Linked DNA regions of Homo sapiens: region 2 is linked to region 1. The links are chromatin contacts, found by Hi-C or POLR2A ChIA-PET in ENCODE. All regions are on one chromosome and are shown on one strand. Each heading gives the region's core, a stretch centred on a gene start or an enhancer-like site at or near the end of the contact. The rest is flanking DNA. Distances are from core to core; before and after follow the strand shown. Region 1 holds the start of LRRC59 (leucine rich repeat containing 59). Region 2 has its middle 6.9 kb from the start of WFIKKN2.

What was found. A loop is a pair of places that touch in the nucleus more often than their neighbours do. ChIA-PET counts read pairs that join two places held with the same protein, here RNA polymerase II (POLR2A). Pooled maps may share reads with other maps.
Region 2: a pooled map shows a loop between it and region 1 (2.2-fold over the local background). The contact joins the enhancer-like site here to the promoter of LRRC59 in region 1. A Hi-C loop is called at or near these places in 1 of 50 pooled maps. POLR2A ChIA-PET finds 5 or more read pairs at or near these places in 3 of 52 experiments (GM10248, PC-9 and Panc1).

Annotation. Positions count from the first base shown.
Region 1 is chr17:50,395,537-50,399,977 of GRCh38, forward strand. LRRC59 (leucine rich repeat containing 59) reads right to left here and starts at 1,987. Exons shown (of 7, transcript NM_018509.4): 1 at 1,677-1,987. The coding sequence starts at 1,781. It overlaps LRRC59-AS1 (LRRC59 antisense RNA 1), which reads left to right. Exons shown (of 2, transcript NR_199069.1): 2 at 1,680-3,021. RefSeq lists a silencer at 1,964-2,033.
Region 2 is chr17:50,826,484-50,830,924 of GRCh38, forward strand. No RefSeq gene overlaps it. Among named protein-coding and RNA genes, the nearest start is that of WFIKKN2, 6.9 kb to the right of the region's middle. RefSeq lists enhancers at 2,012-2,241, 3,872-4,441 and a silencer at 2,362-2,471. Within about 2 kb of position 2,153, at least 2 of the 41 ENCODE cell types and tissues checked have a DNase peak (open chromatin) inside an H3K27ac peak, as active enhancers do.

The DNA of each region.
Region 1 (4,441 bases), core at 737-3,236:
TCCTCAGAACAGGTACTCAATATCCATACATGTTGCCTGAATCATGACTGATCGAGTAAGTAGCGGAGTGAATGACAGAGTGAAAAAACAAGGCCCTGCCGGGTGCGGTGGCTCACGCCTGTAATCCCACCACTTTGGGAGGCTGAGGCAGGCAATCACCTGAAGTCAGGAGTTCGAGACCAGCCTGACCAACACGGAGAAACCCTGTCTCTACTAAAAATAGAAAATTAGCCAGGCATGGTGGCACACGCTTGTAATCCCAGCTACTCGGGAGGCTGAGGCAGGAGAATCGCTTGAACCCGGGAGGCAGAGGTTTCAGTGAGCCGAGATCACTCCTGGGCAACAACAGCAAAACTCCATCATCCAAAAAAAAAAAAGGCCCTCACAGCCCATCTCTATTTTCCCATGGTGTCCAGGCTGGACAAGCTCAGCAAAACTTTCTCCCTAAGGTTAATGCTGGACTGTTCAGATGCCTGGAGTATATGGTTTCAGAGAGCAGTCCTAGGGCAGGGTGAAATAAGGCTGGCCATCTATCTTCCTGGGGTAGAAAAGGAGGCATATATTCAGTTAAGGATCCTCTGGCAACCTGCACTTTCTGTCACAAAGTCGTAAAAGTGAAGTTTGACCACCTAAAAAAGTTTTAAATACTACAGCGGGAAAAACACAACAACAGCTACAAGTATCAGTATTTGCTCCTTCCAAGCATTTTCCATTACAATGGTATTTAACCTCCCAATAAGCGTATGAGATGGAAACTATTATCACCATTGTATAGATGAGGAGATCTAGGCATAAAGGCTAACTAGCTTGCCAAGGGCACTCGGCTATTAAGCAATGGAGCTGGGAGGAGCTAGGAACCCGGTTCTAACCACTGTAATACCCGTCCACGGTGGAAGAAAGACTGGGCCCAGCGCCCAAGGCAAATGTAATTTATCAACGGCAGAAAGCAAAGTGTGGGTCACCCAAAGTGAGTCTAGTAGGGCGTTGGCGCGGGTGGGAGGGGGAACGGAGTGGGAAAAGGAGGGATGTGGGAACTAGCTCCACGCTGACAAAACTAGATGCCTGCTATCTCTCTGGAGCTGTAAGCTTCAGTTTACAGGGGAAAGGTTGGGGGAGAGAGGGGCGAAAGGGACTCCCGCCAGTTTCAGCGGAATTCAGATGACAGTTTACCAGCCAAGCTGGGGGGAGACTTTACTTTCTTCGAGTTAGGCTGCCTCAGGGCTCGGGCAGCCAGCTGGAATTGCCAGCTTCCTAGAAGAGCCAGGTTCTGGGCCACACCCAGGTCTACCAGGAGGCCTACTCCCCTGGAACAAGTCACTCATTCATTCTCGAATACATCCAGTAACTGCTCCGTGTGCTCCTACTCAGAGTCGGGCACGGAGGTGGGCGCTGTGAAAGCCCCGCAAAGGTGACAGATTCGCTTCTTAGCCTGTAAAAAGCCTAGGGCCAGAGAAGCAGATCTTCCCTATGTTCTGGAACTGCGCCAAAGTGACACGTGTACATCCCGGGAAGAACCTTGGGCTGGACGCGGCCTCCTAGGGGACTTAGTCCCACCACCCCGCTTCTTTTTAAAGAAAAGGAAACTGATGCTTTTAGAGAAGAGGAAAGTAAGTGGCCCACGTAGGGGCCAGCGCCCGGCGAAGGTGGGCGCCTGGGCCTCGCGGGACGATACTGACCAGCTCCTTCACCGGGACCTCATTCAGGTCGCTGAGGCTCAGGTCCAGTTCGTTGCCGTCCAGCTTGTCGCGGAGGTTCCCGCCCTTGCTACCGGCCTTGGTCATGGTAACGCCGGCTGAGCGGGCCCCGGCTCCGGGGTTCCGGCGGGTGAAAGGAGCTGAAATGTCGCTTGTCAGTTCAGCGGCCCCCCACCCAAACGACGACGCCTGAGCCCTCCGTCGCCGCCGATGCGAGACCGCCTCCGCCCGCTGGCCGCACTCCGAGCCTCGCGCCTAGCTCCCACCGGTGCCGCGACGACGACCACTTCCGTGTCCACGTCACCTTCCGCGACCACTGAGATGGGCTGGGCCAGAGCGGCCCGAGCGTGTGCGGGCACGCCCCCTGGTGCCCAGGGTGATGCACTGCACGTCGCCGCCGCCGGAGGGGTGGGGTTGGAGGCTGCGAGCTCGGTTCACGTTCACCCGTGGCCCGCGGGCATTATTGCTGGCAGTGCCACGAGGCGAAAGGGCACGGACTGGGCGCCAGAAGACTGGGTTGACATCCAATACTGACCTCATCAGATCACCCCAATCCCCCTGATTAGGAGCAGAAGCTGGGTGTCCTCTAAAACTGCTCCCTGTCCTCTACTTAACCCCCGAATAACCATCATGGGGAAAACTCTTCTTCCTGAATTTCTCCTCTCTCCTCCCCACTCACTGCCTCAGTGCTTGTCTCTGTCCTTCCATCCACTTTCACCCAGCTCCCCGGTGATCTTTCTAAAAATCTGGCCAAGTCTCTCCCCTACGTAAAACCCTTCAAACTTGCAGCTACCTCTAGGATACGGACCACTTTCCTTTGGAAGCTGGGTCCTGCCTGCTTTCGCAGCTTCCTCACACGCTCCAGTCCCTGCCTGGCCTAGATGCTGTGTAGATTTCCAGGAGGTGGCTCCCACGTCTGGCCCTCCCCAGCGATGGCCCTCCCTCCCCCCCACTCACCTCTGTCTAGCTAATTCCTTAGTCCTTCAGGAAATCTCCCCTGAACACCGTGAATGCCAGACTGAGTTAGCGCCCCCCCCAACCAACTTAGGTCCCTGTTTGCTACTTTATCATCAGAGACAGTAGAGCTTGATGGCCAAGTGGGACCTCTGGCACTAATACCTATCCACTGGGTATTCATCCTGGCTCTGCCACTTGCTACTTATAAAACCGTAGACAATCACCAGGCTTCAGTCTTATCTATGAATCAATCTATGAGACATGTAGCTAACAGAGGTTGGGGAGAACTGAAGGAGTAAAACACACCAAGAGCTTACAGCAGTCACTGGCACTTAGTAAGTACCCAATAAATATTAGCTACAATTCATGATCCACCTTGTATTATACTCATCTTTATGTGTCTGTCCTTCATTCTGGACTGTGAGGACAGGGATTTTTGTCTTAATCATCTTCGTATGCCCAGAGTTGGCATACCCTGATGCAGGGTAGCTACTCATTCAGATGTCTGTTGAATAAATGAATAGATGGATGGATGAATGAATGAATGAATGAAGGAAGGAAGCACTTTACCCACTCCAAACCTCAGTTTACTCATTTTGAAATAGGGATATTAAAGCTTATCTCAGAGGGGCCGAGCAGGATAGCTCACACCTGTAATCCCAATACTTGGGAGGCCAAGATGAGAGGATTATTTGAGGCTAGGAGTTCAAAACCAGTCTGGGCAACATAGCAAGACCCCATCTCTAAAAAAATAAAAAATAAAAAATCTTGTCTCAGAGGGAAACTATGAACACCAAATAAAGTAAGTGCAATTGTTACGGGGGGTGGGTGGCAGGGGTCCTTGTTCTTAGAACTCCCAAGATGGTGGCGGGCCACTTCCAAGATGGCGGCAAGCCTCTTGTTCTCTGACCTGGGTTTCTTGGCCTCACGCATTCCAAGGAATGGAATCTTGGGCCATGCAATGAGTGTTATAGCTCTATTCAGCTCAATTAGGACAAATCCAGGCACTTAGCCACGCAGGAACAATGGCAAGCCTTTAGCCTGATCCAGAGCAGCAATGGGCGCCTCACTGGATCGGGAGCCCAGCAGACACCCTGCCAGATCCAGAGGGGTGGAAGTCAGCAGCGGGTCTGCGACAGCAGCAAACAGCAGTAGTGGACGGTAAGGAAAAGCTCAGCTCAAGCCGTAACAAACACGGACCAGAAAAGTGTGCAGTTGCAAGATTTAATAGAGTGAAAACAGAGCTCCCATAAAATGGCAGGGGACCCAAAGGGGGTTGCTGTTGCCGGCTCGAATGCCTGGGTTTATATCCCGATCATTGTCCCTCCTCCTGTGCTCTCAGGCGATAGATGATTGGCTATTTCTTTACCTCCTGTTTTTGCTTAATTAGCATTTCAGTGAGCTCTCTTTACTACCTGATTGATCAGGTGCGAGCTAAGTTGCAAGCCCCATGTTTAAAGGTGGATGCGGTCACCTTCCCAGCTAGGCTTAGGGATTCTTAGTTGGCTTAGGAAATCCAGCTAGTCCTGTCTCTCAGTGCCCCCCTCAACAGGAAAACCCAAGTGCTGTTGGGGAGGTTGGCCGATGACCGCTCTAACTGCTTCCTGCTAAATTGGGGCATAGTAGGGGTTGTGCAGTTGAGATTTCCTCGGGAGGGTTGCTTTTGATGTCACCAACATCACAGCATGGGCTAGCAGACTGGTCCAGGGGTCCACGGTAGATCTTAGTCATGGACCGCATCTGGGGCTCCATTTAAAGAACCATTTGTAGTTTTACAGCTTCGATTCTGG
Region 2 (4,441 bases), core at 903-3,402, 430 kb after region 1:
CGCCTGTAGTCCCAGCTACTCGGGAGGCTGAGGCAGGAGAATTGCTTGAACCCGGGAGATGAAGGCTGCAGTGAGCCGAGATCGTGCCACTGCACTCCAGCCTGGGTGACAGAGCAAGACTCCATCTCTAAAGAAAGAAATAAATAGTCATTGCCAAAATGAAGGTCACCTAGATTTTCTTTTGTGTTATCTTCCAGAAATGTTATAGTTTTGTGTTTTGCAATTAGCTCTTGATTCATTTTTAGTTAATTTTTGTGAAAGATGTAAAGGTCCATTATGTCTAGACTTTTTTTTTTTTTTTTTGCATATGGATGTCCACTTGGCCCAGCACCGTCTGTTGAAAAGACTGTTCTTTCTCCATGGATTGCTTTTGCTCCTTTGTCAAAGACCTGTTGACTATATTTCTATGAGTCTATTTCTGGGCTCTGTATTCGGTTTCATTTATCTATATGTCTATTCTTTAACCAATACCATGTTGCCTTTATTTCTGCAGCTTAATATATAGTAAGTCTTGAAGTTGGGTAATGTCAGTCTTCCAACTTTATTTTCCTTCTTCAGGATTGTGTTAGCTCTTCTGGTTTTTTGCCTTTCCATATAAACTTTAGAATAATTTTGTTGAAGTCACAAAATAGTTTCCTGGGATTTTGATCAGGGTTGCAGTGAATCTATAGATCTAGTTGGGAAGAACTGACATCTTGACAATTTTGAATCTAATCTGATCTATAAACATGGAACATGTCGTTCTTCTTTTTTTTTTTTAATCTTGGCTCACTGCAGCCTCTGCCTCCAAGGTTCAAGTGATTCTCCTGCCTCAGCCTCCCAAGTAGCTGGAATTACAGGTGTGAGCCACCACACCTGGTTAATTTTTGTATTTTTAGTAGAGACAGGGTTTGCCATGTTGGCCAGGTTGGTCTCCAACTCCTAACCTCAGGTGATCCACCCACCTCATCCTCCCAAAGTGCTGGGATTATAGGCATGAGCCACTGCACCCAGCTGGAACATGTCTTTCCATGTTTAGATTTTCTTTGGTTTCTTTTACCAGTTGTATAGTTTTTCTCGCATAGCTTTTATACATATTTTTAAAAGATGTACACGTTAAGTATTTTTTTACGTTAATGTAAATGGTTTCTGTTTAATTTCAAATTCCAATTGTTCATTGCTGATATAAAGGAAAGCAACTGACATTTGTATATTAACTGTGTATCCTGACACCTTGGCTTTTTAGATGATGACAATAGGAGCCCCCAAACCCTTGGCCTTGGGTTGTTCCTGACTTTCCCAAGTGATCTTCGACTTTTGGAATCTGCATGCAAAGGAAAGAAGGAGTTTCCCATACTTCTCCTTGGAATGGCCTGGCCCAAGCACAGCCTCCTTGGCCAAGGCCCCTGCCTCCATGGGACCCTGGCCTTTGGAAAGTAGAGGTGAGAGAGGAGGCCGCAGGTTTAGGAGACAGGGTGGGGGTGGGAGCCGCAGGTCTTGCCGGCTCTGCACGGATGGCCCTAGGAAAGTCACACCAGGTGGATGGAGTGCCTCACATATAGAAAGGGCAACTACGGTTTTGTGTAACTTTTGTTTCAGTTATTTACATGAATATGTGTACTGAATCATAATAAAAAATGTATTTCTGGCCAGGTGCAGTGGCTCACACCTGTAATCTCAGCACTTTGGGAGGCTGAGGCAGGCGATCTCTTGAGCCCAGGCATTTGAGACCAGCCTGGGCAACATGGCAAAACCTGATCTCTACCAAAAATACAAAAGATTAGCTGCTCATGGTGGTGTGCACCTGTGGTCCCAGCTACTCGGGAGGCGGAGGTGGGAGAATCGCTTGAGTCCAGGAGGTGGAGGTTGCAGTGAATAGAGATCGCGCCAGCCTGGGTGACAGAGCGAGACCCCATCTCAAAAAAGAAAAAAAGTATTCCTCACTATGTGTTGCAGTCAAAACATTTGAAAGCCCCTGTCACAGAGGGGTTTTCTTCCCTAAGGATTACAGATTAGAGGTGGGCTCCGTTCAGCTCAGCGGGGGGCTCAGTACCTGCCTCCCAAAAGTTTGTCCCATGCCACCAGCACCTCTGGCCCTGTGGGGTGAATCAAAGCTCTCAGCAGCTGAGCTCAGTTCTCAACTGTTCTGACCACCCACATTCTACGGAGTGTCTTTACTTTGAGATCATCTTGACTCTCGGTTTCTGTTAAAGAGTAAAACAACAACAACCATAGCTTTTTTTTTTTAGATTTTTAAAGCACTGAGTCTGTCAACTCAGTGCTTAAAAAAGCACAGTTCTCAGAAAAGAGAACACACTCTGGAGAGGCAATTCATTGAGTATTTTTAGCAGGAACCTAAAAGGGGCAGCTCAGGGTAGTTGTGGCATTTAATTATGACCAGGAGAGGCCATTGGAGAATTTTAGGCAGGTGTGTTCATTTCCTGGGGCTGCTAAACAAATGACCAGGAACTTGGTGGCTTAAAACAGCACACATTTATTATCTGACAGTTCTGGAGGCTGGAGGTATGAAACCACAGTGTTGGCAGGGCCACGCTCCCTCCAGAGGCTTTAGGGGAGAGTCCTTTTCCTCTTCCAGTTTCTGGGGGCTCAGGTGTTCCTGGGCTTGTGGGTGCATCGCTCTAATCTCTGCTTCTATCTGCACAAGACTTTCCCGTCTTCTGTGTCTCGATTCTGTCTCTGCCTTTTATAAGGATACCCGTCATTGGATTTAGGGCCCTCCTCGGTAATCCAGCATGATCTCATCTCAAGATCCTTAATTTCATCTGCAAAGACCCTTTTCCCAAATCTCATCTGCAAAGACCCTTTTCCCAAGGTCACGGTCACTGTCTCTGTGGGTTAGAACATGGATATATTTGGCAGGGGTGGGGGGCTGGGGGGAGCACCACTCAACCCACTACATTGAACATTTAAACTTTACCCGTATTTTACAACCCAGTTGCGGCTTTTGTTTTGTTTTGCTTTGTCATTTAAAGTCAGGAAGGCCTCCTGAAAGAAGTTGTTTCTGAAATCGGTCAGGAAGCAGTGGGCTGGGAGAAGACAGAGCAGGCCAGGGGTGAGAGAGTGTTTAGGACAGAGGACAATGTCTGTGTGAGGTGGAAGGGGGAGTACTGTGAGGAGCTCTTAAAGGTCTGAAAGCGCGATATGGCAGCCTCCAGAGTTTGAGAGTGAAAGGGACAGATGGTAAGACCAGGGAAGTAAATGGAGGCAGAAGGTCACGGCAGTCCAGAACAATGCTTTGGCCTGCTCTTGAAGGCGTGGGGAAGCTGTCTTTAAGCCACAAGTCTTGGAATCATGATCAGTCAGAAAGAAACCTGTTTCTCATCCCTACTCCAGCTCACCCCCACACAGCCATTGGACATTTTGTTTTTATTTTTCATTTTTATTTTTGAGTCAGGGTCTCGCTCTGTCACCTAGGCTGGAGCATGATGGCGTGACCTCGGCTCACCATGACCTTCTCCTCCCGGGTTCAAGTGATTCTCATGCCTCAGCCTCCCAAGTAGCTGGGATTACAGGCACGCGCCACCACGCCCAGCTAATTTTTGTAATTTTAGTAGGGACGGGGTTTTACCATGTTGGCCAGGCTGGTCTCGAACTCCTGACCTCTGGTGACCTGCCCGCCTTGGCCTCCCAAAGTGCTGGGATTATAGGTGTGAGCCACTGCACCCAGCCTTCATTGGATATTTTGTATTGTTGGAATGAGTGTGAGGGGTGCAATTAGCTTTAGAGATGTTGTCCTTCTTTGCTCAGCAGCAGGCAGGGAAGCAGAGAGGCCCAAGAGTCTCACACCTTCTCATTTCCCTGTCATTCAAAGGGAGAAAGAAGGAAGGCAGGAGCTCCAGAGTGTGAAGAGTAGAGTAGCTGTGGAAACTTTTAGGGTGGGGGAGACCCGAGGGGGATAGAGGCCATGCCTCTGTTTGTGGTATTCCTACAGGCCTGGGAAGAGTGGAAACCCGCCCTCGCTGTGTCCCAGCAGAGCAGGGTGGTGGAGCTGGCCCCAGCCCCGCAGCCCCACAGCCTTGTGGCTTCTGCACTCTGGTGTTTGTCTTGGCTGAGAGCTCCACAGGGCTTTTTGAAGCTGATTCCATCAAGGCAAAGCTGGAGGAGTCAGGACATGGGATCACAGAAGAGGCAGCTGGAAGGGGCCTCAGATGGGGAAATAGAGGGGGTCCCACAGTGAGATGATGGCAAAGCAGGAAGAGAGCCCAGGGCTCCTGACTCCTTGCACAGTGCTCAAACCAAGACCATGTAGCTTCCCGAGTGGGTGAGGAGCCCGAGACAGGCTCCAAATCTTCTAGGAAGACATTTGAATGCCAAAGGAGCCCAGAATTGTGCTGTCCCAGAGGTGCCTCCTCTTCTGGGTTCCTGACACAGAGACTCCAGGACTCCAGATTCCAGGGGCTCACTGCACCTGTAGACCCCCCCGGGCCAGGCAAGGGTCTCC